Regions from separate parts of the Homo sapiens genome. Here regions 2, 3 and 4 are each linked to region 1. The links are chromatin loops, found by intact Hi-C in ENCODE. Cell type or tissue: endothelial cell of umbilical vein. All regions are shown on one strand. Region 1 holds the start of LOC145845 (a long non-coding RNA gene). Region 2 overlaps DPH6 (diphthamine biosynthesis 6). Region 3 has its middle 83 kb from the start of MIR3942. Region 4 overlaps DPH6-DT (DPH6 divergent transcript).

Evidence for each region. Peaks named below come from ENCODE experiments on the same cell type or tissue, not always from the same donor. Only the 100,000 strongest peaks of a DNase experiment are listed, where the experiment ranks them.
Region 2: it touches region 1 in a loop (11-fold over the local background); 10 of 110 quality-filtered maps call a loop at or near these places.
Region 3: it touches region 1 in a loop (7-fold over the local background); 3 of 110 quality-filtered maps call a loop at or near these places.
Region 4: it touches region 1 in a loop (5-fold over the local background); 6 of 110 quality-filtered maps call a loop at or near these places.

What each region holds. Positions count from the first base shown.
Region 1 is chr15:36,880,042-36,888,041 of GRCh38, forward strand. It overlaps LOC145845 (a long non-coding RNA gene), which reads right to left and starts at 6,492. Exons shown (of 7, transcript NR_024264.1): 1 at 6,380-6,492; 2 at 2,289-2,491; 3 at 1,456-1,627. RefSeq lists enhancers at 401-962, 1,434-2,004. In endothelial cell of umbilical vein, a CTCF peak has its summit at 3,773 (motif pointing right); a DNase peak (open chromatin) is centred at 3,830; H3K27me3 peaks cover 7,075 bases.
Region 2 is chr15:35,515,822-35,523,821 of GRCh38, forward strand. The region is part of intron 3 of DPH6 (diphthamine biosynthesis 6); the gene reads right to left. Among named protein-coding and RNA genes, the nearest start is that of DPH6, 26 kb to the right of the region's middle. In endothelial cell of umbilical vein, a CTCF peak has its summit at 3,892; DNase peaks (open chromatin) are centred at 3,950 and 6,360; H3K27ac peaks cover 287 bases.
Region 3 is chr15:35,285,212-35,293,211 of GRCh38, forward strand. It overlaps a transcript of DPH6 not described here. Among named protein-coding and RNA genes, the nearest start is that of MIR3942, 83 kb to the right of the region's middle. In endothelial cell of umbilical vein, a CTCF peak has its summit at 3,999 (motif pointing right); a DNase peak (open chromatin) is centred at 4,040; H3K27me3 peaks cover 1,825 bases.
Region 4 is chr15:35,748,688-35,756,687 of GRCh38, forward strand. All of the region lies in intron 2 of DPH6-DT (DPH6 divergent transcript), which reads left to right. Among named protein-coding and RNA genes, the nearest start is that of MIR4510, 170 kb to the right of the region's middle. In endothelial cell of umbilical vein, a CTCF peak has its summit at 3,074 (motif pointing right); a DNase peak (open chromatin) is centred at 3,104.

The DNA.
Region 1 (8,000 bases):
AATCCCTGTATTTTCGAGAACTCGATTTTTCCGCGAATCAATGTCTGCTTTTTGGATACCGTAGATCAGGGTGTAAAGATTGAGTGTGATGACAATTTCTCGGAAGATAGGGACGTCTGAGCTCTGGAAGTACCATCTCTCTTCTCTATCCCTACCCCCTCCTCCAGCCGCCTCCTTTCCTGGCGTGGCTCTTTTCCCGGGAGCTTTCCAGTTAGAGGCTGCACACCTGTCCGGGCGTGTCCCGGGATTTGGGTAGCAGGTGGGGGCGGCTGAGGCGACATGGAGGGGATGGCGGGTTCAGGGCCTGGGAACCCCGGGGGTGAACTTCCTCAGGTGACGTCTGCGGCCGGAGGCCCGCACCGAGTGCACGTGTTTCACACACGCGCGCGCGCACACACGCACCAGAGCGCGGCGAGGAGACTGTCCCCCTCCATTGCGTTTCACAGCGGCTCCGGGACCAGTGTGGCCTGTGAGCCTTTTGTCCATCCGGGCGTGGGAGCCTGGCCTGGGAACAGGGCAGGCCGTTGCGTATGCCTCGGACCGGGAGCTTCGGTCCCTTTGGCGGGGTCTTTGGCCTCTAGGGGCCTATCTGGGTTTCCTTCTTGGTTTGGTAAGAGCAGCAGTAGCGCCAGGTACGCCTTGGAGACTGTAGGCGGAATCGCTCCAGCTCCTGCTCTCTCCCGCGCCCCAGCCCCGGGCGGAGGGAACAGGTGGGAACCGCGGGCTGGAAGGAGGGAGACGTCCCCTACCTCCACTCCGGAAGCCTCGGGGTAACGTCTCCCATTGCTCTAGCGGAGTTCAGATCTCCAATTCCAGTTTCAACTGGAACCCTCACCGGGTCTGTCTGCTCAGTTAGGAGGGGGTGCGTTTGCATTGATTTTTTGTGGCATCTGGAAATTTGCGGTGTTTCAGGAATAAATTTTAGCATGTTTTTCTTTTCTGTTAGCCACTGCCCTCCGTTTCTGCATTTTGTTTTTTAAAATATTAATGACTGTGTATGTCTCTGAAAGGTCCACCCAACTCAGGACTCTAAAGGAAACATAACGGCTTTTGCACATTTTGGGGGCGTCTTTCCTTAGGGGTCTAGGAGCAGAGAGGTGCTGCTTCCATTTTTGTCAGAATGCTCAGTCATAGAGTTCTCACCCCCTCTTTCTGTCTAATACGGCTTTGGGGGGTTTGTGAGGGGAAAATAGCACCCCCTCCTCCTCCCTATCAGCACTCAAATACAGGATTAGGTGGAGTTACCTGAAAGTGTATATATTGTTCCTTGGCAAGTGTTTAATTCTCTTTCTCTCCATTTCTATCTGGTACAAATGCCTACAAAACTCCATTGACGAAACTCAACAAATAGATGTGGACAAGAGAACATCTTTTACATCTCCACAGCTTTCAACTCGCTAATTGGTGAATATTAAAAATATTTTTCCAGGAAAAAAGAAAAACAAACAAACACACCTACACTGCTGTTGCTCGTGTTTTCTTCTCACCAAAGGTAGACACATCATTGGATTTCTTTTTCCTTTGTAGCAAAAGATGAGGAAATCAGAAATGAACCGCAGCCTTTTAACAGTAGCAATTCCAAGACTTTTGAAACAGTTTTCTTTGCTTCTGTTTTCCCTTCTTTGCCCTTAAAGCAAAACAAAAACAAAGACAAAAAAGGAAGAAACATCATTCTTAGTGAAGAGTTTATTTTGTTGCCACAATAAAGGGATGGGGGCAGTTAACAGCTACTTGAGATGGTAATGCTTAGTGATCCCATTCTTTTACTCATAATCTTCAAGTGGTTTAAGATTAATGGCAAGGGGTGTTTTCCGTCTCTTCCTAAGGACCTTCACATTAATTTACTTAGAACATTGACCAGACTGTCAATGTCTCCAAATTTCATTAAGTCAAACAGAGACAATACAATGAGATGATCATATTTCCTTTATATGTGAGAGAAATATTTTTATTTGGATTCAACTGCTATGAGGGACACCCCCTTTCTTGTCTTTATTATTTTGTTTTCTTTGTACAGATATGTAGATAGCTATATATAGATATTTTGTATATATACCCACATACGTATATACATATATATTTGAATAGACTCATATGGTCTGCAGATAACTTCCCTTCCACTTCTGAGCTTAACGAGGACCTTTCAAACAGTCAACCCCCGTTGCAGGCAGTAGATTCTGCTTCCCCAGAGCAGGATTTATATTTAAAATCAGTTTGAACCCAATGGACTTCCTCAAAACAGACCCCCCAAAATGATAACAGCTTGGAGTATCAATATTTAACTTTACCTCAATTGTCACACAATAGCCCCAGCAAATCTTCAAACACAATCAGACTGAGGCATCACTTCACTGGCCTGAAGACCGGGTTGTCTCCCACCTCTGCCTTGCCCTAGGAGCGCTGGTTCTAGGGAGTCACCGGGGTCCCTGTCCCCTCCCTGAGTGTCTCCAAAGATGGGAATGGGGGTTGGAGAAGGGGTGACACAGGGCTTCTGGGAAGAAGCGAAAGAGGAGAATGGATTTTTAAACCAGAAAGTCCTGCTACTCTGGCAAGAAATTAAAGTCCAGAGACACACCTTTCCCTTGCTGTCCTCCCTGCCCGTGTTCCTTCCCCCGCGCCTCATTTCTGAGCACTGTTTTAACAAAATCCCAAAATCCGGTACTTTGGAAAGCAAAACCAAAAACTCCCTCAGAAACAAAAGTCGTTCCGCGGTGTAGATTGACACTCGTTATGTGGGGGTCTGGTTGCGGTTGGAAGACTTATCCGAGTCAGGGCTGCATTGCCAGCGCCTTTCCCAAGAGTGGAGGTTGGCGGTGCAGGCGGTGCGGCTGCCAGCCTGAGATTGTTCCGGCTCTCGTTACCTGTGCGCCCTCGCGTTACATGGTGCTCATAAATCCCGCGGCAGATTAACTGGGAAACCAAGAAAATGCCTCTATGCACCGAACCGTTGAAAAAGAACCAAAATTCTCTCAAATAGTAGCAGTCTCACACCTTGCATTGGACGTGAAACACTATAGTAAGATCAAATGTCAAAGACATCGGTTATTTTGGTGCACTTCAGCTACCTTTTCCGTTTCCAGCAAAATTGAGAAGTACGACCCCAAAAAGAATAGACACACCCATGGAAAAGACGTGTGTGTGTGTGTGTGTGTGTGTGTGTGTGTGTGTGTGTGTGTAGCTATGGTGACAACTTTTAAACACTTTTTCTGCTTAAAAAAAAAGATTCGGACAGGGTCTGGTATTGCTTTGCGTTGCAGGAAAGGGTCATTCTGGACAAGGAACCGTCTGAATTCCGAAAGCTATCCCTCAAGACTTTTCTAAACAGTGCGAGTTTCCTGGGAGTTTAATTTTGTGAGGATGCAAAATATTGCTTTGTATTGGCCTCTTTCCCCATCAGATATCCATTTTTAAAACGTCTACAGCATCTATTAAAAACATTTCCTTGGACTCGGAATCTGCAGTTCTGCAGGAAAAACAAACTGTAGCGAAAACGCAGAGAATACAGAGATGTAGAAAAAGGAAAGGTGTCCTCTGCCAAGGCTTTTGATAGTTTATTCCCCAGAGGCCAAGCGAAGGTGGGGGGGTTCCTTCGCATTTTATTATTATTATTATTATCATTTATTCATTTAAATGTTCAGTCCTTGACAAGGTATTCCCCTGCCGCGGGGTTTTGCTGGAGAATGGACGTGGGGGCGGTGGAAGGAGTCAGTGAAAGGTGGGGTGCGCAGAAAAACAAGATTCGCTTCGCAGGGGGCTGACCCGCAGCGTTCTGCTCTAATTGCCAGCAGGGGGCGCTCTGATGTTAGCTCTGGACTAGACAGCAGAGCCACTCTGTGCTTGCAAGACAGGCTTGGCAGTTTCACGCAGCTGCAAAAGGAAAGGGAGGGGGGATTGTAGTTCCTAAATCCTCAACAGCTATTCCACTTGGGTTATTTACCCTCGGTTCGAAATGCTTCTACGTCTCACTTTACCTACCCATCCCGCTTATAGTGCATCCCGTTCCCCATCCACCTCTTTCTTTTCATCGGCATCTACGCACCACATGTATAATCTCTCTCTCTCTCGCCTTGAAATATACATTAATGCAACTTATTAAATGCGACGATGAATAGTCAACATTTTTTTCGCCTGTTGGTTCCGCTGATCCAAGCAGGATTTATTTGCAGATCTCACGTCCAGGAGCCATAATGCATGATTTTTTTTTTTCCTTAAATAAAATTGGTCAAATGTTGACAACCTTTGAGCCAATCTAACACTCAAGATTAGTGATGGGAAACTAATGAGAAAATATCAGATCGCCCAGCCTGAGGGCTGCCAATTAAATCTTCGCTGATTGAAAAATAAAAGCGGACTTGGGGTGTGAGCCCAGCTCAACTTCATCTATTAATTTAACATGTTACCGGGTTTATGCCTTCTCTTCTCTAAACAGCTTCCCGTAATACAGCTTTCTCCTCTTCATCCCTCAACCTAAAAGCCAAGTGTTATTTCTCAGAATATTTCAAGTGGTCCAAATCTGGATGATCATTTCTTACATGGTAAATATTAGGCCTTTAAGCAATATGATTTAACTAATTAGAAAATTTACATCATTAAGTCTCAGGGAGAGAAAAAAAAAGAGAAACAAATCTGCCAGTCATTTTAAAGGAGACAGGCACTATTGAAGTGTGAAGAAATCGGCTCTAATTCAAAAAGGCAATCGGGCAGAAAAAGCCCTCAACATTACCCTGCTAGTTATTAATCAGAAAGGGCTCTCTCCTCCCCACACCTCCTCCCTTCTAAGCACTGAGTTTAAGTTCGTTTTTTTGTCAGTGGCCCATGTCATATTTATATTGAGGTTTTGTCTGCTAAAGGATTAAAATTTGAAAATGTTTCAATAAGAGGCAAACAGAATCCTCAAAGCGAAAAATATCCACAGAATCACCTCTCTTCCAGACAAGTAAACTTGTAATAAACAATTCTCACGCCCCTCTTATTTTTTTTAATTCTTTCGTCTTTCTTCCCATTAAGTTCCTATTTTGAAACCTGCTTGGTGAGAACTAGATAAAGTCTTTGTGTTCTGCCCCCCTCCCCCTCCTTTCTTGCATCTCCTCCCTCCTCCAAAGCGAGAAACTTAGACTGAAAGCAGAAAAGTACAAATACATTAACAAAGCCCCACTCACTTGATAAAAAGGCCATGGTCTAGGCTTACATGTCAGGAATCTAAGGGAAGGGGGCTCCGTTGGTGGGTCTACAGACAGAAGGTGATGAACTAGAAATTTCCCCCACCTATGTGTACTATTCAATATAGTGTGTGGTTAGAGAAAAAGGAAGGCAGGTGGGTGAGAATTATTTTAAAGTGTATTGTGGTGTTGTGTGGCTTTTTCTTTCTTCTCCTCTTTTCTATTCAGCTTAAAACAGCAGCCTCATTATATCTAGGTGCCCCTTCCCATCATACTCTTACTTAAGCCCTTGGTACACCACACACATCGCCTTTTCCCTAGTCTTCTCATTCCCAGCAAATTAACAGAAGAAGGAACTGCAAAAGGAACTTTGTGAGTAGTTCCATTTGGAAACCCAGGCCCTTCCTGGCATCTCTGAGGATTTGTTCTTAAACGGATATTGGCCTCAAAAAATGTAATAGCAAGCCTTAGATATTCAATTTCCCTTCATTATTATTTCTTCTTAAATTATAAAGAGGTCCCAAAGGCTCATTTTTCTGCCTTGTCCTATTCTTCTCTAATTATGTTCCCTCCTGGCCTCATTTTCTTCTCCTCCTCTCTGCCTTACTTTCTTAAAGTTTCACTACCTTGCTTCCCATCAAGTCTCTGGGCCTTAGAATTCTCAAGTCTTTGGGCTTCTGCTGACCTTGAACAGCTCCCAGCATTAATTCAATGCCATATTCCTGGTTACCAGATTTCAACTTTGCAGGAGAGAGCAGTAGCAGACCTGGGCTATTAACACACCACAGTTAATTCTCTGCGGGAACTTTTACTAGGTGGGACTTGTGGAAGGAGAAAACGTCTGTAAACAGTGCATGCTCCTGAGGGTGGGGAATGATTTCTGATATAGAAGCCAGAACACATAAAATATGGCCATATTGGTGAAAGAGCCAGTTCCGAGTTAGCATTTGGTTAAATAAGGAGAGGGAAGAGAACAGGGGGACCCTGGGAAGAGTTTAGAATGCTCCCCAAATGCAGCTCCTTTTCTGACCATTAAAGAGCAGATGTGAGTCGAACGTGCTCCCCTTTGAGAAAGATTAGAGTAAAATGGACCCCTCCGTCACTTTCAGGAGGCAGGACACAGGGAGGTGAAAATATACAAGACAATGGCCTCTGGCGCTGGTGGGCTTCCTTGGCGGGCTCCCCACCTTTTGCCCCGTCCCTCTTACAACCCTTCTTACCTTTGTTGCTTCAATTTGATATGAAACCATGGGATGTTCCTGGGCTAGGTTCCTCGAGAGGAAAAAGACCACGAGAATCAACCCGTCTCCTGCATCTACTCCGAAGTCAAGAGCATTACAATACAATTTACAGCGCCTTTAACAACTCGCAAGTAAAGCATTAAAATTCGCTTTAATTGAGAAAATATTGATTTTTAAGTCTAGAAAAAGCGAAATCGTAATTTAGCTTCAAACTTTCAGGCGAGAATATAGCGTATTATGTCGCCGTATAATGGATCCACCCTTTCCGCCCATGCAACATCACATCTTTAATTGCTCTACTTTATGAAGTGATAAAGACAAAAGATAACCCGACTTAGGCAAACGCTTTTTAAAAAGAGGACCTAGAGGAATTTCTTTTACCAGATACTTGTAGAAAGAATTATCTCCTTTTTTGAAGCAGAAAAAAAAAAAATGCCCAAAGGGGAGGAAAGAAATAAAAAAGAAAAACCACAGACTAGTCTGAAAGCAACTCACATTAGCAAATCCGTTGACATGCTCTACCAAAGGAGGGATGAAGCCAACATTTAGAGAAAATGCATTCACGGACAGAATTGCATCCTCCTTTAAACGAAACAAACCTGGGTCTATTTTCTTACTTTACTCCTCCGTCCTTTTTTGGGGTGGGGTGGGGGGCGAGGGGAGTCAGAGGGGGCAGAATCCATTGGTGGACAGGGAAGGGAAAGAAAATCAGGCTTTCTATGTTATTTCTGTATCGGTTTTTGGTATTATAGAGGAGTAAAGAAGTTTTTGTGTGATGGTTTTTCATTGATCAGTCACTCTGAGCTAATGTAATTATCCTCATCAATAGGAGGCTGCAGAGAGAATCATTATGTGGGTGACATTGATAAATGATCGCCCAGGAACGGCCCTCTCGCGGGCAACCCCCACGTCTGACCCTCCCACACACACAATGTAGTCATAGAAACACCTAGAGAACCTCGAGCCCCGCCGCGGAAGAGGCAGGAGAGGGAAGAAAAGCCTCGGGCGGCCGAGGTGGGGGTGGGGGCGAAAGGGGACGGCCAGCCCCAGATCCAAACCAGTTCCAACGACAAAAACAGCCAGCGGCGGGGGGCGAGGGGAGAGGGACGGTCTCCCCACCCGGCGGCCAACCCTCCCGCGCACAGTTGCTCACAACAAAGTGAAAATCCGCCCTCCAGACGGACCCATTCCTCCACACCTTTTCCCATGTGTGACCTCACTACCAACAACATCTGATGTTTGACGAGACACATATTCAAAGGGGTCTCTCCAAAGGAGTTAAATAATTAGGTCACAAAACTTGTAGGCATCTAATTCTCACGCGAGTTTACCCCGCTCCCCAAACACCAAACAAACCAACCAACCAAACCCATCTGAAAGAAAACAAAGGCAGCATCTGGGCGACACCCCCCTTCCTGCGTTCCCCCCAGTTATTTACTGGGTGACCCCGTCCTTTCTCTTCACCTCCTCACCCAGCGCCTCGGATTATGAGATAATGGATTTTGCGATTGTTCTTGTCAGGGAAAAAAATCTCCACAGAACCCCACGTTTTCATCTTTCAACTGTTTTATTTAAGCCAATGGGAAGGTATTGAGGGCAG
Region 2 (8,000 bases), 1.4 Mb before region 1:
CAGAATTTTGAGGCTGCAGTGAATTATGCTTGTAGCACTGCACTCCAGCCTGGACAACAAAGTGAGACCTTGTTTTCTCATACAAACTTTTTAAATTCTTGGTGATACGTCCGTTTTGTGCCCACAAAACTTTCCTAGTTAAGAAGTTTTTAATAGGTGGTCACTCAAAAGACCCTTTAGAAAAATTAAGCCCTGGAAAATATTTAATTAATTCTTACCTCGTATCAAGCGAAAGCAAAGCCCAAAGCAGACATACTGAAATGCACAAACTTTGAGATCATATTCATCACTGCCAAAGCAGCTGATACATTAAGTACTAAAAAGAAACACAATTAAAGACAAAACAAGGAGTAGTAGAATTTCCACCACACAATACCCCTAAAGAGACAGAAGAGCACAGCTAAATTCTCTAAGAACCAGATCAACAGAGAAACCATGACAGATAACAATTATCTTATGAAGTTAGTTAAATATGAGCAATGCTCTATGGCCCCAATGAAAGAGAAAGTGTTTTTCTAGTGACAAGTAAGTATGTAATAGTTAATATTTATTGATGCTTCCTATATGATCTATTCTACATGGATTATCCCATTAAATGCTCATAATGACCCTATGTTGTACGTACTACTACTAGTCTTACTTTACAAATATGAAAGCCAAGGTATAGAGAAGTTAACTAAACTAAGATCATACCATGCAGTGGAACCTAGAACAAAGCGGAGTCAAACCCTAGAGTCCCCACTTATCCCTCAAAGGCAAAAAACCCACCAACATTTCTTGGTAAACACAATATTGGTTTTCTAAACTCTATTTAATTATGAACATATCATTGATCATCATTAAAGGATAAAAACATACAGTGTAACAGATTTTCAACCACTTTTTTGGTCTCCAGGCAATCATTTTTTTGGTCTCACTCACTCACATGCCACATAGTAACCCTAATCACAACTCAGTGATGGAGATGAAGAGGAAATAGCATGGAGCTGATTCTAATATACTCCTAGGAGGTGTCTGCCTCACTTTAAGAATTCCAGAGCATACATACCTACACCTTTATTTGTAAGCAGTACTACTACTGACTCCTCCCAAATTTTGCTTGTGGTTCCAAAAGATTTTTTTTAATGTATATTATTCAAGGATTTTGCCACACATTTCTTTCATGCAAGACTCACATGAAAAAATATACATACATCATCACATACTTCAATATCAACTCATAATAAAGAAAACAGAATTAATAAAATATAATAGCTTGCTATTTTTTTCAGGTTTAATCTGTTTCATTCAGCAGCAGTAATGATCTCATCTCATATTCTACCACCTTGGAAAAATTTAAAGAAGAATTTTTTTTGGAGGACTGCTAATAAAATTATCATTGACATTTTAATTAAAAAAAGAAATGTATGTAGAATAAACAGGATGCTTCCTGAACAGTCTGCAGTGGCTGCTCCCTTGCTTCTTTGTACAGTCTTGGTAAATTATGCAGGCTCTCAGTAGATAGAGCAGCTGTATTTCACTGTCTTCGGTAATGTAATCTACATTTATCACTATTTTAATTAAGTGGATTCTTAGTTTGGTACTCTCATTGCAAAGAAAAAATACCTTATTCAATTTTTTTCTTTGGTAGACAGCATCTTGTCAGTCTTGTAAGCCAGAATGTAATTTTAAACATATTTCTTACTGTAACTGGTCATTATTTTAAGAGGAACTACCATATTTGGTTATTGAGAATTTGTACCTTTTCATTTTATCAGCTTAAAACATTGGTTCCTTCTTTATAGTGATAAAAAGATACTTTCACAGTTCTCAGTTTTAACCCAAGTGATATACAAAAAACAATAGGTGGTTTATTATAATATTACATTCAAGATTACTCAAAAGCAATACAAAACATAAATAAGAACTTTACAAGAAAAACAACAATTTACTGAATATTGAGAACATTCAATTCCAAAGTTCATTGTGTAAGATTATTTTTTATCATCAGGTCATTTGAAGTGTCTGAATCTAAACCAATCATTGTGGTATATAACAGCTTTTAATTATACTGAAGACACATTCCGAATACTTCTTATTCATTTCCTATAATTATTTGTAATTAAAACAATGTTTTACTTTAAAAAAATTAAATTGATGAATTATGCCAGAAGTATGTTTGTTTTAATTGGTTCACAGAGAAACAATTACTTTACTATTAGATGGCTTCATAAAGTTGCACTTTTATGCATGAGGTGTTTGAAATCAGTAAGGGAAGGCCTGGTGTTCAAAGAATTCTGTATTCAGCACACATTAACTGAACATCTTTTATGTGCCAGGTACAGAATTAGGCACTATGAATTCAAACCAAAGTAAGACAAAGCCCTTACACAAAAGGAGTGTATGTACACACACGTACATAAACTGTAAGGACCAAGTGGCTTTTAAACTCTGTTGCTTTGAAAGAGAGGGACTCTAGGTCCCCATCTCCATTTCAACCAAAAAAGCTCCATTTTCATCTATTTTACACACCAGTCTTCTTCGTAGCTGGTGGAGAAAACAAAAGCTGTATAGCTAGAAAACACAAATAAGGGCTCTAGACTATTATTACTAAGAACCCAGATAATTGAAAAAGTATCCTAAGTATTTTCAGATACACTAAAGGGGAAAAATTTTAAACTCCTGTTTTGTTTTGTTTTTTTGAGTTTTATCATCAGTTTTCACACATTGCTAAATACTGGTTTGTGGGTAAATTTCTACTAAAATAAAGATTCCAAAGACAGCTTATTTTAAAAGTTTGGGAATGAGGTGTGTAGGGAGTTGAGACTGAATGCACATCTCATTATGTTAGTTCACATTACCAAGAAATGCTATCCCAACTTTCAGATTCACATAAATCCAGAAATTGCCAGATAGGACTTTTAAAATCCAAAGTGCATTAAATGTGTTCTAGATTCTATATTAAAAACTTCCTCAGATAAAAGCCATTTACTTTCCCACTGTGGTTTTGGAAATAAAGTTACCATTTGAGCATCTCTAATGACCTGGCCAACTTAAATATATTATCTCTAATACCTCACAAAAACATCAAAGGATAAGGTGTTTTTACTCCCATTTTATAGAAGAGAAAGCAGCTGCAGGGGTTAAGACGTGTTCAATATTACATAGTGAATACATGAAGAAACCAGGACTTGGGCCCGTGATCTTTTTATTAAAACACTTTCAGAAGCAAAATAAACTTAATCCATAACATTTTTCTCTTCTAATCATATCTAAATATGATTCCTGCTTTTATTATCCATAACTTCACATCTAGTTGCATTTTACAATGAAAAACTTAGCTATCAATATATACAATCAAAAAGGTAACCAAAAAGAGAAAAAGGAAATCTAAAATTTAAATCAATGCTAATGAATGACAAACACTTTAGTCATTGTGTAACTCCCTTGGTTTGAATTTAAATAATGTCATGTATAACGACTGGGTTTCACAATTCAGGAATAAATAGAAGTCAAATTTTAGGCAGCCCACTCAGATTCTAATTAAATAGAAAAAACAAGTACAAAGGAACTAAATTATTTTTAAAAAATACTCCTATCAGAGTTCAACTTCAAAAAGATATTTCATGAACAGACAGTACAGCCTGTAAGATTCCATCTTTCTCAAATTACTCTGATGAACGTCTGATAAAACTTGAGATTTACCAAGGGATAAAAAGAAGAAGCAGCCAATAATTCTAAATGAAAACTCAGAATGGTCTTTTGTTCTCTTTGTTTAAAGTAAAGCCACTAGTGAAAAACAAGAATGTCTACTTAGGAAAAAGGGGTCTCTTGTTTGAACAAAAATTAAATTTAAATGTCCTGTTTCTTACCTGAACATTTGAAATCATCTACATCTGTCTAATGTTCACTAAAAGACTATAGAGGGCACTGTTGCATCAGCTTTGAAGCTTTACAATAGAGGCTGAGAAAAAGAAAACTGTCTATAACATGTAATTTCTCTAAAGGGTCAAATGCATGGAAATCTACTAAGCCTGATATAAAGGGGAAAGAACTAAAATGTATGTTTTTCTAAAACAGGCTGGACTTCAATGGGGGAAAAAACTTAACAAAAACAACTGTCAAATAGAGAAGACTGCACTGCACACATTTTGCATTTCCCTTTGTAGTGCTTTCATGAGAAAGGTAAGTAATCATAGCACCTCCTTATCCATTGGAAACAGCACCCCACTGCAGAATCCTCTTTACAATCAATAGGCAACTGAATGTGGCACCTCATGCAATTCTTCCATAATTCTATCAACAGAAAGAATGCAGTCTGTTTGCATACTTTTGTCTAAAAGACCAATTCCATTTGTCCCTTCTTGGATAAAATGACAGCTACAGATCAATCACTCTCACGTGAAAGTAAACATGCTACAAAAAAAAACAAAAAAAAAACAAAAGAAGAAGAATCAAAACTGAAATCCTCGCCTATTTTAAGCATAATTTTATTACACATAAAAACTCAAAGTAAAATAGAAAAAGCAAGTTTTTCCTCATAGACATGCATTTTGTGCTATTATACAACAGTATCAGGATGTAAAATAAATAAGTTACATCAAACAATAGTCATGAATCTTACCTTTACATATGGACAGCACTTAATTAAGTTCCATATATTTTCTATTCTCTCACATAATTCCTGTTACAATTCTTTGAAATTAAATCCAATTAAGTACAGTGTCAAAGGTACTTTCAGTACATATATACAATAAGACTAGCATACACAGCATAAAGCTTCTTATAATACTACCATTTAATTTTTTTCCACTAAAAATAATGCAAAAGTAAAAGGGAGTTAAATTATCTCATTTTGGTAATTTGAAAATAATATCCTGAATTGCTGAACCTCTGTAGAAACATGGACATTAGCTGTGAGAATTATAATATGATCAAACCAAGTAGAATATGTACAATGAAAAAAAAATCCTCCATTAATGTATATCTAATCATACCACCATATCACATATTGGATAAATCCACATTAATACAGGTACCATAATAAAACTAAGGCCTCTAATAAAGGAACCCAAATTCCCTGGAAAAACAGTATACAACTCATTTTGTCACTCTCAAAATTCCAGAGAGATTAGCACCTTCTCTGAAATCAAAGTGCAGAACTGTGAAAGTGTTACAAATTCTCCAGTAATATGTCAACCTACTCATAAATCAAAAGGAGGGGAAGGGGCTTTAGATGGTATGTAGATTTCATTTTATTACAAAAGCTCCAGTTTAACAAGTTATTTTCAGCCAATAAAAGTCAAAAAGTAAAGCAATGCTAAAGTGGCTAGTACTGACTCTGAGGCTTTACTTTTTAACTGAAATGCTACTTGAGTATTGCTCCCTTAAATTATTAATTTATGGGTTTTGCTTAGTTTCCTCCTAAGGCAAGGCAGTTCTAGTCACAGGTACATTGAATGCATGTAAATAAACAGAAAGCTTTTATAATGGTCCTGTAATTCACTAAACATAATAAACAACCTTTTTTAATGAATGTTGAATGTACAATCCTATGAACCAACTTTATATAAATAGACTATATCATCTAAAGAATCTGTAAGATCCTCTAGGAAGTAAATGAACAAATTCAGAAAAATTAAACATAGGCTGATTGCTTTTCATTGATCTAACAAAATTAATGCTTACAACAGAATCAAAGTGCTGATAGGACTATGAAGAGTTGTGTTCAATTTTGAAGAAATCTAAGAGAAAGTGTCATGAACTGTGAGAAAATGTATTTGCAATATTGCTTTTCATCTACCACAGGATGACTACAAAAAAAATCAGGCAATGTATTTTTAATATGCAGGATATTTAACTAGATATTTTAGTTTACTATTGAAGAAGAGCAGCATATTAAAATCAATTTTAGTCAACTTTAATTTATGCAAAGCTTGATTGTGAGCAATAGCTGCTAAAAGGATGCAACATTGTTGATTCATATACAAGCATTTTACTTAACTACATTGGATAATAGCAGTGCTCCTAAAGGAGTATAAAAAGCAAAGTGATTAGCAGTCATTAATGTTAATTAGTGTTCACATTACATTCCTTGGGATGAATCTCCTTTAAGTTGAATACATGGAAAGTTCATTTTTGAAGGTTTGCCAAATCTTGCCTAGGTAAGTACTAAACTAAGCCGTCAACTACCAGCAAGCAGAATGAAAAACAGGGACAGATCAGCATCCAATTAGTATGTCTAAGTTTTTAAACAGGAAAAGGGTTGAGGGGAATCAGTAAAACTGGAAACTCATACTTCACATTTTGCAATCTCACTGATAAAAGGAGGAAATGTGTGTTTATCAAACTTGCTGTGAGTGCACAGTTCATTTGGAGTCCTGTAAACAATCGCCTGGCTGCCCACTTTCAAATGCATGTGAAAATCTTGGAGATTCAGAGCATCATATTCAGCAAGCAAGGTCATTCTAGTGATGCCCTGGAAATGGGAAATTAGGAAAACGTGGCAATCAGAGGTTTAGGATTGACCAGAAAAAGCCCTGAGGCTGGATTACCATCTTTCACCACCAGTCAGGCTGTCTCTGCTTATTCAGTATTAATACAACAGGACTGCAAGTGAATGAAAATAACTCAATGCACCTAACTGGGACACTGGCTTTCTTGTTTAGAAAACAACAGACATTTGTCACAGCAAAAAAATTAAGTAAAATAAAATAAAATAATAAAATCTCTCACATACAAGCTTTCAAGAACCAACCCTGAAAGAAAAACAGGCTCCTCATGAACCTTCAAAAAGGACCTGGGGAATGGCTGACATCCTGTTGATTTGATAATCAATAGGAAAGATTTCCTTTCCCCCAATACCATTCAGTGCATTTTTAAGTAGATGCCAAATCTTCAACAAGGAAGCTTCAAAAGCAATATATCCTCATTAGAGAAAAACACCGAAAAATTAAATGTGCAAAAATTATACTCTTAATTCTGCCCACAGACTTAAAATATATCCTACAGATAATTTTTCTATGCATGTACTTACACAAATGCATTGTAGAAAAATGTTATTATACCATACAGAGCATTCCCTAATCTGTTTCCTTCTCTTAAAAATATATACAGATGTATTTCTGCAAGTTCATTTTTAATGCTATACAGCATCCCACTGTATAGATATGTCATAATTTACATTGCCAATGATTTCTAAATTTTCAAGTATATTTTAAATTATTTCCTTAGTTATAAATTCCCCAAAGTGGAATTGCTTATTACAGGAGTGTATTTTTTTGTGTTTGATGAGTTTTGCCAAATTACCGTCCAGAAATATTGAACCAATTTACAGGGCTGCTAGCAGTACATAAGGGTATCTGTTTCTTCAAAACCATTATTATTTCTTATTTCTGTCAAAGTGTAGCTGCATTTTTGAGTTAGTGAAGTTACACATTCTTTTTTTTTTTTTTTTTTTGGTCATTTGAATGTACTTCTCTGTGAAATGCCTGTTCATATCCTTAGCCCATTATCTCTATTTGGAGACATGCTTTTTATAATAATATCCAAAAATTAGTGAGGAATTCCCCATTGAATACTAATCCCACCAATAAGAGATTATTTTAAAGAAGAGATGTTAACTGTATGAACATTAAAAGATCCTATTAAGGTTGGTAGCTTTACATGAACCTATTTTATAACATTATATTATAGAACAAGACTTCCCAACTTATCCAAAAAGAAAAAGAAAAATTAAAAACTGAACTGGGATTGCAAATATATCTCTGAAGCTACCTTTGCTTTCCATAAATGGAAAAACTTATGATACTAAGCTGGCATCATCAGCAATGTTCTGTTGTTCTTTTTACTGTTCTGTTATTCCAAGGAACAATTATAAGCATACTAAAATTGGAATTGCTTTATTAGCTACTATGATAAGTCAAGAAAGGAGACTGTAACTATGGATGACAGACAAGTTCCTCATGCTATTATCTTGAATCAAGAATTTAATTAAAATGTGTCACTTTTGAGAAAAGCAC
Region 3 (8,000 bases), 1.6 Mb before region 1:
CCTATTTTCCAGTACCAATAACTTTTCAAAGAACTTACAGTAGTCATTTGATATGGTTTGGCTGTGTCCCCACCCAAATCTCATCTTGAATTGTTGCTCCCACAATTCCCACGTGTCGTGGGAGGGACCTAGTGGGAGGTAATTGAAACATGGGGGCGGGTCTTTCTCATGCTATTCCCATGATAGGGAATAAGTCTCACGAGATCTGATGGTTTTATAAAGAGGAGTTCCTTTGCATAAGCTCTCTCTCTTTGCCTGCTGCCATCCACATAAGATGTGACTTGCTCCTCCCTGCCTTCCGCCATGATTGTGAGGCCTCCCCAGTTATGTGTAACTGTAAGTAAATTAGTTTCTTTCTTTTGTAAATTGCCCAGTCTTGAGTATGTCTTTATGAGCAGTGTGAAAATGGAATAACACACCATTTTTCTCTAAAGAAGTACTTTTCAAATTAAAATTTTCAATGAAAATTAAGTAATTACTTAATCTATTTCTTTTATATTTACAAATAAATAGTATCGAATTAAGTGGAAATTTGTTTAGCTAACATTCTTGTTTACTTGAGGAAGTTACCTGTATGTCCAGAAATATCTAGACTAGATTTCTCTGGCACATTCTTCCTGATGAGATTCTGGACTGACTCAATTATCATTTTATCTTTGAGTTTTTTTTTTTTTTTTTACCTGAGACCACTTGTTCACTATAAAGAATCCTAAAGAAATAACTCTGAAATGATAATAAGAGCTCATAGAGGCAGCTATTAAAGCTGGGGCAAAATGGAAAAATCATCCAAATGCTATTAATAATCTTTGAGGCAATGAACTTATTAAAGACAAGCTAGTGAAAGCAGAATGGAAAACAAATATAGTTTGCTTCATGAATTCACCTGTCCTGGGTAAAAAACATCACTTTATTGTCAAATAAATATTTGAGTTTCATCACAGACTAGGTAGATTAAAAAACACAAACTACTAACCCTTCCATTAACATGAGAATTGCCAGGTATTACAATACTGTAGCAGCAGTGAATTTTCCAGACAAACACCAAGAACTGGATCCAGTCCAGATGTGATGATAGCACATTAATAAGCTAATTCCTTTAGCTACCTCTTCATTTTCTGAGACTCATTCGCAGAGTGGCAATGCCATTAACTCTGGATGAGGTGCTTCGCCCAATGAATACCTCTTGATTAAATCATTGATTGGGCCTTCTCTGCTCACTTCACTCTCCATCCCTATGGGAAATAAACTCTTGCACAGCATCCTTCAAAGGACACAGAATAGGCAACATAAGCAGTAGGAGCATATAGTGACTAAATGAACAAATGACTGAATAAATAGTTCATAAGACATTGAGAGTTAAACTAGCATTGCTAGGTTAGTGGACATTATCTAGAGTAAAAGAATTGTAAAGTCTAAAGACAATAAAAATATTGATCTATCCAGTACATTATCTTGTTTATTCAATTTAGAAAACTTTGTCTGAAAAGGTAAATTTAAATCCTTAGTTTATTAAAATTTTTGGGAGGGGACTGGTGAGATGTATACTTATTTGAAAAAGTTTTTCTTTTTTAAATTATCTATCATAATTTTCTGCTAAGAGAACTAAGAGGTATTTTTGTTCTCCCCTGAAGATTATCTAAGAGTATTATGGCTTTGCTATTTAGGGGAAAATGCTAGAAAACTTCTGACCAAGGCAAATTATCTGTCACTGTAAGCACTTTTCCTCTGAGGAAAGGAATTTCATGGGAGAAGCAACAGGTGCCTTTTCTTTTTTTGACGCAGTAGTATACAGCAAAAAGAAGACAATAGAAAAAAGTTGTTAAAATGTGACACAAGACTGAAGTCTACAATACCAACTCTTAATGAAATAAATATCGTACAGCATATCCACAATGCTGAAATTGGGCTGAAATGTTACAACTCAGTAAACAGGCTTTGTTTAAAAAAATCTTTTTATGAGTCAAGAGATGATATATTAGAAAAATAATGTTCACAAAAAATCTAGTTTTTAACAACTGGCACCACAAAGCACTTATTATCTCTGATTAGTAAAACAGTTTGTTTGAAAGCAGTCAGTTTTGAAGATTACAGACAGGAGGGCAAGTTTAAAAACATATGAGGTTTATACAGAGGGCTATTATTTTACAAACAACAAATGATTTAAAATAGTCTGAACTAACATTATTTGCAGTTACTTTCATGTTACAGAACTCAATAAATAATGTTTTTTAAAAACTTCGCACAGTTCTTCTTGATCTACTTGTAATTGTAGGGCATTATTAGTTTCGTGTGTATCATGTTTCCAGATCTGAGTGTTGAAAGATTTATTCATGTTGAGCTGTGCCCCAGGGTAATTTTAGTTTTCATAAAACCTAATTCTACAATTATAACCATCTGAGAAAATGAATATTCTTCCTACGAACAGTGTAGTAAGAAGATACATTTTTATTATAAGCCTGATTTTCACAAGTGATTATTTTTTTCATTTTCCTTAAACTCCTTACTTAAATTTTTTTTTCTTATTAGACCCTCAACCCACAAATGTTCAACTGTCATAAAAGATCAGTGTTACTGAACTGCCGGCATTAATCTTTTGTTTGAAATGTATAAAGACAAATAAAGGAGACATTGCAAAATGTCTTTGTGCAGTAGAAGCAGATATTGAAATGATAAATAACATAACCTGTAAACACTAGCTATAATGTTCTTGGATAGAAGAAATTTCTAAATATCAAAGACAGTGGCATCACTGTCAGGTACTCCATAAATAAACCACGGACAATACCTGACACTGGACCTTTCATTCTTGCAATGCTATGCTGAATAAGCATGCTCCCCTTGCCTGTCTGAATTCTATATGCCCATTTCCAGAAATGCTGCTGCAGATAAGTTACAGTGTCATGTTCATTTTGTCAACTACATACTGATTATCCTTTCCTATCTGTAGTTTGGGAACATTATCAAGGTCAGATGCAAATTCTCAGAAAACCTTCCCTAATGTAGCTATATTTCATAATTTCTATAAGGGGCTTTCATAAATAAACTTTGCAGAAACACACACGTATTTTCCAAGATTTTACCTTTAGGAAAAAGGAAAGGTTTACCAGTAAGATTTTACTTTTAGGGAAGATTTTACTTTTAGGAAAAAGGAAAGACTTACCAGTAAGGTTTTGGAAATTTAAAACCAAAAGGAGAATAAGTCTAGTCATTCATTGTATGTATTTTCATTTAATCACTAAAAATGTGATATTTGAGGATGACATATCTAATTTTTTTTGAGGTACGTTTACAATGACCCTACTTTCTCTACCTTCCTAACCGCTTCCTATTTATTTTATTTTGACAAATTACTTATGAAGCATTTGCAACTGATGCACATATCACAAAATTATTTCTGCCAAGCTTCCTCTGTGACCTGCCCGTGGGACATGACATGCTCCAAGATGCATCGCTCTATCAACCCGCATTTTTCCAGGACAATGCAAATTATGACAAATCCCATCATCCTGCATTATGTGCTTCATGCTAATCTCACTAATTCTAAAGAATCAGGAGAGCTTGTTGTTCTGCTGAAGGGCATACTGTCTGATTGAATGATAGGAAAACATTTGCCATCCCCTTCTCACAATCCCAGCTGTGGCCACCACTGCCCCACTTCTGCCAGGCAACTGCTCTTGCTGTGTAACTTCCATATCAGAATTAGCTTTACATCAGCTGAGCTTTTTAACAGGAAACTACACATCACCAAAAAAAGATAGTTCTAAAGTCCAGAAAATAAAAGGCTTTTGGGGGTAAAATGAAAAGAGGAACTTGTATTTTTACCGACTGTTGGATACCTGTATTCATTTCTACTTATTTTAAATGAAGATTAAAATCAAACTTATCATTTCTATGATAAAAGCCAGATGGTTTCTAGACTTAGAAGTTTCTGGCTGCTGGATCACTACAAATGAGATGGCTCTTAAAACAGCTAACCTTGAGGACAATTCCTCTGGGCTTCAGAAGGTGGCAGTATTACTACATGAAACAAGCTTAAGGTTTCCGTGCTATTCCATGGCCACATTGCTGAAATAAACATGTTTAATTCCCAAAGAAACATATATTTTATCCCCTGGCATAATTTACTTATAACATTAAAACTCAAACATGGAGCAATTTGTAGCAATAACCATGATTATGCTGTTAGTGGCCCAAATGTCACTGTCTAGATTAGGCTAAATGATACCTAGCACCGAAGAGCTTCTGTGATTTATTTTTTATGATCATGGGTAGAACTTGCATGCTTAAAAGGCTCACCAGAAAACTGCCTTCAATAAATAAAAAAGGATGAAAAGATTGAAAGAATCTCATATTATTGTTCAGAGATGTGATTGTAAAAAATTGTCATAGGAATGAGGCAAATTTTAAATCTCAGAGACATTTTCAGAAAAAGAGGTAAATATCTTGAACATTTCTAATGTTATGTTTTAGATTCTAAACTATTTTGCTGAAAGCAAATAACTCATCTTATAAATTAAAATGTATCTAAACTGTTTTGTCCTTTATGAATGTTTCCTGAAATGTCAGAACAAAATAAAGGTTTTAAATACATGTAATGCACTAAAATTGATTATTTTAGCTACTTTTAGAAAATGTAGTAAATATAAATCTGCTGATAAATGTTAAGACTAAAATACCCTATTCAAACCTTCAATAATTTACTTTTGGGAGTTCTGGTCTAATGCGTACTGCTACCTGGAAACTATATTGTAGGCTCTTTTGGCCATTATCATACATTAAATTGAAATTGTTATGCATACTCAAAATAAAAGTAAACCACACTAAAGTTGAAAAGAAATGTAAGCCATATTAACTAAAGTTGGAAAGGTTTTGCAATGAACACACATTTTACCACTTACTAAAACAAGGGCAAATTGAAGCCAGCATTTACATCTGTGCCTTAATGGAATGTTGCATAATTGGTTTAATGTTTTAGTGAGTCCTTTAGATGAGCTTAGTAGGTACACAGCACAAATCAACATTAAGGTATTACAAAGAAGAGACAGGAAGATCTTTAGCTTTCTACTTTACTTCCAGCGAGACCCAATCCCCTCAGAGGAATATGACGATGTGAACATCATTTCTGCAAAGGCACTGGGCACACCCTGCACATGCTGTAGCTTGTTGACATGAACCAGGGCAGGCAGACACCAATAATACATGAAGTGCAGTTCAGAGGCAATTAGGATCAGTTGTCAAGGCCAGGCCATTAATGAAAGAACATGTCAGAGGAGCTGGAGACTTCAATGGTTGAGGGCAAGAAGGCGATTTAGTGTGACAGATCGAGTCCTTCCAATGTCCTCAGTGGTACATGCTAATACCAGCCTTAACAACCTTTTGTGGCAGTGTATAATGTGACTAACATGGACTTTGATTCAGCAAAATGACTGCTGCCACTGTTAGTCTGTCTCATTTCGAACAACAGTAAAAGCATTGCTACAAATAATTACCCACTTCCGTCCCCCTTTCTGCCACTTAAAGCATCCGCCCTTTGTGCATGCCATAGTTGTTTGTTGCCAGAAGGTTAGGATGTTTATCACTTTTGGTTTGTGTGATACTTTTTTTTTTTGTCAGCACATATAATCCCAAGTAACTAATTATAATATATTTTAGAAGGCAAAATAATTAATTAAACCTATCACATTCTCGTGTAGTTATTAACAATTTCCAACACAAGTAAAATATGTCTAAAAGAAACAATATCCACCATGTAACTTACAGACAATAAGTGAAGTTGCTTACCTAGGCTCCAAAACCATTAGCCAAAAACTAACCTAACATTCAAAGAAGTGAATGCAGGAGCATTACAGAAAAATCACCCACTGCCATTTTTTGTTAAGTTTCACAATTTGACAGTGATTTAAAATAAAAACCTACATGCCTACAAGCTGAAAATCAACAATAAGTAGGAAAAATATATTAAACATTGGTTAGTAATCCAGGTAAATTACACCAAGGGATGGCTAATGGTTTTGGAGCCTAGGTAATCAACTTCCTTTATTGTCTGTGAGTAACTTACATGGTGGACATTGTTTCTTTTAGACACATTTGACTTACGTTGGGAATCCTTAGAAACTACATGAGAATGGGATAGGTTAAATTATTTATTTTACCTTCTAAAATCTATTATAATAAATTACTTGGGATTATACATGCTGACAAAAAATAAGCATCACATAAACCAAAAGTGACAAACATCCTAACCTTCTACAGATTTTTATGTTATGACAAAACTCCACAGCATCACACTCTTGTCTTTATGGAGGCCTGTTATTTGTTAATTTTTGGCTCTTCTTTCATATTTTATGCTCATTTGGATAAGATATTCTTATGAAGATGAAAATTAAGTCAGAAGAAAAATGGCTTAAATTTTCTTATAATCTCTTAATGTTCTCACCTCCTCCCAATTTTCCAGGATTTACTTCCAGAATCTCAGCTACAAAAGATGATGTGATATCTTAGGCTTAAGGTGATAGCTCAGCCTTGTCTGCCTATGAATGACTAGACAGATATGAAGAAGGGTATGTGGATAGAGATTAATGGAAATTATATTGTCAGGTAGGTATTTTCTTGAGAGATATATATTTTTTTCTGGGTCTTATTTTTCTTCTTTTCTGAGATAGTCCTCACTTTATTTCCTATTTCATACACCACTGTTCTCTTCTTTTGCTATTTTGTTCAGTTCTCTTTGCTCACTTAGTTTTTTTCTGACCTTAGTCACTGCCACTCTACTCCTCTAATACTTAATTCATTTCCAGTCTTCTTGCTTCCTCATATAAATGCTTTTTCCTCCTTTCTCAGGAGAGCTTTCAAAACTGAGCCCTAAAAGGAGAAGTAGTGTAAAAAAATTATCAATACAAATATCTAAATGTTCATGTAATCTCAAAAAGCATTCTCATAAATCATTTATTTTTTGATGAAAATTTGGGAAAAAATTGCCATGCTAAAAATGTATTCTTTATAGTTGTATCCAAAGTAAACACGCTCCAGACACCTGATAGTGTTATTAACTTATTGTTACATTAACCACATACCACAAATGTAAATTGTCTACCTGGTCCTAACCAATAATAAATATATCTCATTCTAAAGAGAGGATTCAGTAGATCAATGATCTACTCTTGGTTACTCTGAAAGATATCTAGCTTAACATTAGCCCTCCAAATCTGGGTCTGCCATGAGACTGATACTTCTGTACCTTGATATGAGAATATTTGATATTATTTTCCCTGCTAAATGTTCAGGACTAATATGATAACAGAATTTGTTCAACTGGTGACTGGGATAAGTCTTCATTATTTTTTTCGGCTGCTGGCCTTCATGACATGGAAGTAGGACTACAGAGCTAAAAGTCAATACTGCAAAGTTAGTGATGATTTTACCCACTGGTAGGATCAGGATTTTAGAAAGTGCCAAAATGAAAATAATTTTATATTTATTCATTTGAACAACAGAAAATGCATATTTTTAAAAAAGAAATGCTGGGAAACTTGCTACTTTTTAGAAAATGTACTTTTTTTTAAAAGTGAACAACTTTTTTGAGATGGCTTTTGAAACTCAGTTCAGTTTCTCACCCTTTGCCTGAAAATCTGGCATTTCTCATCTGTCGTAATATGTTTACTTTGAATATAACATTTTAAAGGTATTATTTTGCCTCCTAAAAACTTACTCCTAGGTTTGTTTTCCTTTACAAGCATAATTATATTTAGTTTCTTCAATCATTATCTCATATTTTAATAATATGCTGCCATTTGGGTACAGCTATAACCATAATAATGAACATAAGGTTCAAAGATCACTAGATATATAGATGGCATGAACCATTAGCAAGAAATATTCTACAGCATAGAGAGCACACATTTTAAAAACTCTGAAATTCACTATAGAATTTGCTATTCTGACTAAGGCAGCTTTCTGTGTAATTAACATATATCTCTTTATAAAACATGCTAGTTTTAATA
Region 4 (8,000 bases), 1.1 Mb before region 1:
GCACTGAATTCACACCATCTAGCAGAGAGTGGTACTTAAGTATCAATAAACACTTTTTGAATGATTGCATTTGTAGATCACTGTGCCAGTTTATTAGTTCCATACGCGTACCCATACATTGTTTAATTTCAATTGAATAGGCTTGTAACAAATCAAATTTTATTTGTCCCCCTTGGTTTATATACTGATAGAAAGTTTTAATGAATAGATTATTGGTTTCTTCAGTAAATAGCCCTTCAGCCCACCTCTGATTGCTCAGGGCCTGGCTCAGAGTGACCATTGAGAAGGCACTTTTCTTTCCAAGCCTCAGTTTCATAGTCTGTAAGACTGATATAAATATGATCTCTGCTTTAAAGAGTTATTGTGAAATTAAATGCGTTAATCCATATAAAATACATAGCACAGTTCCTAGTATATTGTAAGCATTTAATCAACGTGACCATCATGATTGTTATTATTATTGATATTAATTGCTGAAAGAACAGAATGTTTTTGACACCAAAGGACCTTACAGATGAGTGAACATACTGCTATTCATTCTTATTGTCCACAAATAAAAATTGCTAAGTTATTGTTCAAATTTTTATTCCAAACAATATTTTACAATTGTATGTTCTTCTGAGGTAATTCTCAGAACTTGCATTTCAGTGATTTAACATCATGATTCTTTCTATGATTTGAATGATTTAATTAAAGGCCATTCTTCTTAAGCTTAGCGCTTAAAAAAGTCTTAGTAGAATTAGGCTTTTAGAAATTCTAAAAATATGAAAGAGAAAAACATTTGACTCCCCAGATATGTGCAAGCAACAGCAAACCATCAGATCAACTGAATAGATTAAAAGTACCATTTAACATTAGCTAAATATCCTTTTATTTTCGATATAAAAAACAGTAGAATTCCAGTGGTAACTAATGTAAATAATTTATTTTTCCTCATTTAATGGCTATAGTTCTAATGATATCGTCTCATCATGAGGTAAAATGTAAAAATGCTTAAGGACTCAGTACTCTAAAATAGATTTTTAATATTTAAAAGGTTTGTGCGATTTTAAATAAGGCAGTGCCACCCAATATCATAGCATGCTTCATGAGAAAAAGATGCTAAATTTCCTTGACCTAGTTTCATCTTCATGTTTAGGAAACAGTGTCTAAGAAGTAAACAAAGTAGTTGTGCCTCATGTAGGAGATGATTATTGTTTGAATTTATGATTCATGCCTTGAGCAAAATTTTGTTTGTGGCCTCATTTGCAACCATAATTTACAACTTTACCAGGGATATGCTGTGTATTTGGAAGGTAATATATCAGACTTGCTTTGTACTGGAACAGTTTTCTAGCTCTGGGTATAGTATTTTCTGTGTTTCTGTTAGCTATAAAATTTCTAGGCATAACATTTATTGTAGCAAATATGGAAATTAAAAAAAATTGCATTCCCCTTAGGAATGTCTTATTGTATTTATATTCTGATTATGGTTAAATCCAACTATTGTTTAAAGGAGTTGTTAATCCTGCAAATATCTGGTTGCAAAAGTAGGAAGATTTAACTTTTTCAAATTTTTAAAAAAGTAAAGATTGCATCATTTTTGCATTGTGTGTAACTCTCATCTAAGAAACTAATAAGTAACATGTGACTCCAATATAATGTTTGTGTGTGCCCTTAAAATTCAGAATTTTTTTTTCTGTTGCAAATAATAAGTAGACTATAATACTGTAAAATGAGTTTTGCCTGTTATCTTTCATCTATAAGTTAGTGAAGAATTTCCCACAGTATTTATTGGAAGTTCCATTGTCCATTCTAATTTCAATTGTCTTAATACATATGGAAATACCGGGGATTTTATAATCAATCAATCAGTCTACTCCAAGTTGTAGAGATCCTCAACTAAATGTAATGTATTTTCTAGCACTGACATTTATTTATTTGCATCTTTGTACTGCAATTTTTATTAGGATGCTCTTTTATTAAGGGTAATACTTATTCCTCCAACTAAACATTTAAAAATTAACTCTAAGCTTCCACTAGTTTGAAAAATTTCTGGTAGCTTGATTTGAAAATGTAATTTTAATACATATGATTAACAAATATGATCCCATGCTATAATTTTAAAATACTGAAATTATTATTCTGTATCCGATTATATAAGTTTAAAAACAGAGTTAAAAATAGAAAATATTGCCGTTTTTCTTGTTTTCTGATATAATTAATAAGAAAAAAAGCTAAAAGCCCAAGGGAAGTTTAAAAGTGTAGAAAAAACTTGACAATGAACATTTGCCTAATATGCTTGGTGCTACATGTACTTACAGCGTAAAAAATAGATCAACCTAGAATCAGACTCTTCCAGAAATTCTTTCCATCATCCAGTTCTTAGCAGAGTTTCTTCTGACATAAAGGTAAGTAGACTGAATAGTCTAGTGAGAAAGAAAGCGATCACTTTTTCTGGCCGTTACAGTAGAGAAGAGAGAAGTAGGATAATGCCTTTAGTCACAATGCTGGGACTTCAAAACAGAATTAAAACTCTGTTTAGGAGAATGTAGGCTCAAGAATCATTTCGACACTATTACATATTTCTTTTCTTCCCCCAGTAATTATTCATTCAGCTATTATAACTAACCACAGTAATTTTCTTAGAACAAAGGAGAGCATGGCAACAATAGCTTTAAAAATGACGAAGTTTAAATGCCCAAGGTCAGAGTGTAACGTTTTGATTTCCATAAGTATTTCAAATGCTACAGGCTTTATGTAATAATTTTAATGTGAAAAATATGCAGGCCACGCTTCACTGCTCTTTGCATATACTGCAAAGAGGGAAAAAAAACCTTAAAAATTGCTTAGCTTTAATTGAGCAAAGGGATTCACATGTGATCTGAACTTGTGGTTCATAATTCCTCTAGACAGCTTCGGTTGCCGTGTGATGATCCTAATTAAATTATGTAACGGCACTGAACTAGCTAAGCTAAAGGGCCTGTTCTTTCACATCACCTGGTGACTTAACTCTTTACAGGACTCTGGGTTTGGGGCTTTGGTCTTCTACCACAATCTTGTGTGTTTTTTCATTGTTAAGGGAAGGAAAACACAGTATTGATGGAATCCGCTTTAGAAGTTTCGGCCTGTAGGTGGCAGCATTGTAAGGTTTTGGAAGTCGTGAGCTCCCAGGTCTCTGCTTGCCTTTCCCCCAAGCCTCATCCACCCGTGCCACATCAGGGGAGCTAACATCACTATACGCTCATGTCAGGTAAAACTAAAATGGAGAGAAATGTCGTAGTCAAAAAATTAGGCTTTGTTCACTCCCGTTTGTGTTTCATTATATTTCTGATGACACGGTACATTTCTAATTCTGACCTGAGATTCAGCTAAAGGATTTTTCTCAGTAGTCAGGCGTCAACCCATGGCAAACCATACTTTTTCAAGATAGGCGTTTTACCAAGTAAAGAAAGGAAATTATTCTGGGGGAATAATTATTTAACTTAGCCATGCCTATTTTAATCACTTGGGAACAAGTTAGACGGCTTCGTGGGGCCATATAGAAATCACCTAACGAGGTCACCTCACAGTAATCTCAGTGTCCCTATAAAGGTTGGCTTCCCTCTCTTCCTCCCTCCTTTTCTCCCTCCCTCGCTCCCTCTTTTTCTTCCTTTCTGCTTTCCTTTCTCCCTCTCCTTCTCCCTCCCTCCCTTCCTCCCTTCCTTCCTTCTTTCCTTCCTTCCCTCCCTCCCTCCCTCCCTCTTTTCCTTTCCTTTTCTCCATGTGCGGTCACCTTTCACTCAAGACCTGAGATTACCTTTCTGATTTGGCAAGGGTGGAAAAGAAACGAAGGTTTACCAAGTAGAAAAGAAATAAAAACTTCACCAAATTTGATACATTTAATTTACAATTCATGATTCATGTAGCTTTTAATGATGTATTGTTTTATGCAATATGAATTTCTCAGATTATATCACTATAATACATAATAAATGCATATATGTGGATGCTAGCATGGATTTTATTGACTGTGATGTTTTCCTTAGACCCACAGAGATCTTGCAGTCTTACCTCGCACACTTCTCTCTGAAAGTTGTGCTTCAAAAACTTCCCTAGGTGATAATGGCAACAGTGTAGTGTAAGGACACTGGTTTCAGGCCTTGTATGAAGTCTTTGGTTAACTGAATCCTTGGGGAAAATCATTTCTGAGGTCAAGATTGACAAAATTGTTTAAGTATTATTGAAAATATAAAACAAAATTGTTTCCTCAATAAATATAATTAGCTGCATATACTGCAGTTTCAAGAGCAAGCACTGATGTTAGGACCAGCTCTTTAAATAAAATAGGACCTCTGTGGTCTCTGGAGGGAACATGCATAAAGCAAAGTAAATGATTTTCTGTCAACACTAAGTAGACAGGTGCTTACATTGAACAGCATTCTAATATGTCTCTGAATATTTATGTCTTCTTTTTCAAATGCATTGCCCATGAATGTCACAGCTGTCAAAAATCTGTACACAAGAAGATAAAAAATGAAATTAATAAAAGGCAGATCAACATTTCGTTTGTTTGGAACACTTTTCCCCCTTGCTGCTTTCTTTTTTCTTTCTTCTTTTTCTTCTTCTTCTTCTTTTTTTTTTTTTTAATTTTTAACTCAGCTGTGTTTTAGGATTTTGGTACATCTGCATGTTCTAAAAGGCCAACGGAAATGTAAGTTGACTAGTTGTATTTGGGCTGGCACCAGGGCCTGTCTCAGTATTTAAACACCAAAATAATCAATGGAATTAATGGCCAAGAGGAACAGGGTCTGAGGATTTTTCTAGCCATTTCCGCTGTCCATGCGCTTGGCTTGCTTGGGTGCCACAAACGAGATTCTGACAGGTTGTCACTGCCCTGACCTGAAACTCAAGTTTGTGAGGTGAGAGGCTCTTAAATCTTTTGGCTTCTGTAGCCCAGAGTTTTAGCTGTGCAGAGTTAGTGCCAAAACAAGCCATCATGTGCCCTCAGAGTTATAAAGGAATTTGGTTTTCAGAGCAGAGATGACTAAATAGAATTGGTGGTAGATCAAAGCAATGAATAAAAAGGTCTATTTAGTCATCAGATCCCTGCCTCTCTGCTTCTCATGGTACTGAGAGAGCCAGTGTGTATAAAGAGCATGTGTTAAGATGAACTCAGCAGTCACTTGACAAGCATTTATTCATTAAGAAGCCGCACATTTTGAGGTACCTGGTTGTTCTTATTAGTAAGTAACCCCCAGCAAAAATATCCCCCCAGATGTTTTCATATTTACTTTGCAATGTCCGAATGAATCATTTGGCAACAAAGGAAAATACAGTTTAAAGATTGAATCAGGAATTTAAGCTCAGGAACTCTTTGTACTTTGTTTTGCCCTTGATGAGAATTTTTCTAAATTAAAAACTCTCCAAATTGTCAAATCGGTGTTGCAAAAACCTCAGTTTAGTAAGATTTAGCATTTGGTTTCCAAATTTTGGTCATGTAATTGGTGTTTTATTGATAACCGCAGATATGAACCAGATGTAATCAATATTGGTTTAGCTCAGATTTGATTTGGAGAACATACTGGTTGCTTTGATTTTTTGTTGTAATTATAGAAGTTAAAGAAAAACCCCACATAGATTCAGTTCTGATTTGAAGAGGGTCACTGGACATTTTTTTTTTCTTTTAAGAAAATTTTAGTTCGTTGGCAGTCTGATTAAACAAATATTTGAGTATATTTATATTGGGAGTTGTACAAAAGTAGTTTGTAATATGGCTCAGTTCAAGTTCCTTTGATTTGTACTGTGCGATTGATATGGATCACTTCAACAAAATATCAACCTCTTTCAAATCAGTAATTTAACCTCTTGTCGGTAAAATTAGGGGTGATCAAATTGGCAGGGACCGTGAGGATTTTTTAGAGGTAGATGCTGATGCTCTTGTGGCTGGAACCTAGAATTTCTCTCCATCTCTGCCCATTGGAATCCTACTCCTTCTTCAAGATCCAACACAAACGCTACACTTCCCATCAAGCCCTCTCTGATTCTCCCTAGACAAAAGTATTTTTTTCTCTTCTTTTTTTACATGACACTTTGTAAGTACTTTAATGAAAGTGATTATCATATTCTGCTTCAAGTTATAAATAGTGGTTGATGTGTTTACTTCTTTCAATATATCATAAACCGAGAGCAGAGGCTTTGTCTGTTTTAAAATTTGTATTACTGCAGTTCTAGTACTCTTGTTTGCAGATTACTTATAAGTGTTGTGGCTTTCAATACTGGTTGAATCTTTGTTGCTGTTGCTTATTTTTTGTTTTGTTTGTCAGTTTGTTTTGGTTGGAATGGCTCATTTGGCAGGAAAAACATTGCAGCTATAAAATATAATCCAAATGCTTATTATTGAAAACCTTCTAGGGCATTTCATAACGTATACATAGAGTATCTAAAAAATATGCAACCATTACTAGCAGTTCACTGAAGTTCACATTTCAAATAGGTTGCATCTGTTTCTAATCAGGTAACTGAATGATTAGCAGGAGAAAACATATGATTAGAAAGCATACAACCCTTGCTGATACGTATTATTTTAAAGCTCTCCAAACTAAGGTCAATAAAGGAATAGTACATGCAGCAAGAAAAGCTAGATTAGAGGAAGAGTTTCACCAGTAAACCCTTTTGTGAGCTGTTGTAGAAACAGAACTAATTTAACTGATGGGTTGAGGCATTTTGGGCTGACATGCTAACTAAGGAATGTAAAAATAGATGAGAAGAATGGTGACTAGGAAAATTATGAGAGTTGTAGTTGAAGAAAATAAAAAAATGTTTGCTGAGTAGAAAGTCAATGAGCAGATGATTTCATCCGTTTTTATAGGGCTATACTTTTAACTCAAAGAAAGCTAAGTAAGACTAATGGAGAAAAGCCCTACGTTTGATAAAATAAAATAAACAGACACTATTACAAATAAGAAATGTTGGAATGCTCTTTGTTTACTGTCATTACTAATGGGAAAGATAAAATGACTTTCTTGAGGTAGTATATCATTTTAAGATCATACTTATCTCTTAGCTTAATTCATCAACTGAGCTACTTCATTTTTGAACAGTTTTTACACCATTGAGCTTGAAGTTCACAGAAGGAAAGAACAAAAAGCTCTGTTCTCTACTATGATTTGAACCAGACACAATTTACTTCAAAACTGCATGCTGTTCTTCAGTTAATTACTCTCCCTCTGAATTCTATCAGATGTCCCTTTTTCTGCAATTTGGACAGTCTGCAACAGAAGAAAGACATGGGGAAACTTGCTCTTGGTTTTATGTTGGTGACATGCTTTATGAATTGACTTGATATACTTTTCCAGGATTTATTACAGAAACTGGCTACACTTTTCTGTAGACCATCCCTACTCAGTATAGTCAAGGCTCACTGGCTTAACAGAACGTTATGTCTGACAACACCAGTGTGCCTACAAAGCTGTTCTAAAAAGAATGAAAATTTGGTTTGATGTAAAAGTCTACTGTTCATACAATGCCTTGTAACACTGTATTTCATTAATACTATTATTATTTTTAAACTGCAATGTGAGACCCAAGTGTGAGACAAAGAATTTCAAGTTCAAAGTAACTTGAAGCCACAGGGCCCTCAGCTTGGGAAATTCTTGGAAATATTGGAGGTCATGGACCTTCCAAAAAACACAGAGAAGGGAACTTGAGCTAATTTTAGCTAAATGTAAAGGACAGAATGACCTTACTTGACACAGGATTTACTTTTTGCCATTATTTTTTTATCTTCTGGTTATTTATAAACCAACAGCTTACCTAACTACATGCTGTGGTTAACACAATTTAAGCAATTATAGCTCATAGTGATAGTTTTCCTGAAGGTTATACTTCTGATCAAATTCAAAGTCTTGATTGCCAAAGTTTACATAAATTGTTAATACAAAATTTAAGTATGTGTCTATGTTCCATATGAAATACTGCTATGACATTTGTAGAATCCTAGCATCTAATTTTTAAAAACCTTAAGAACAGAAACTTATTGA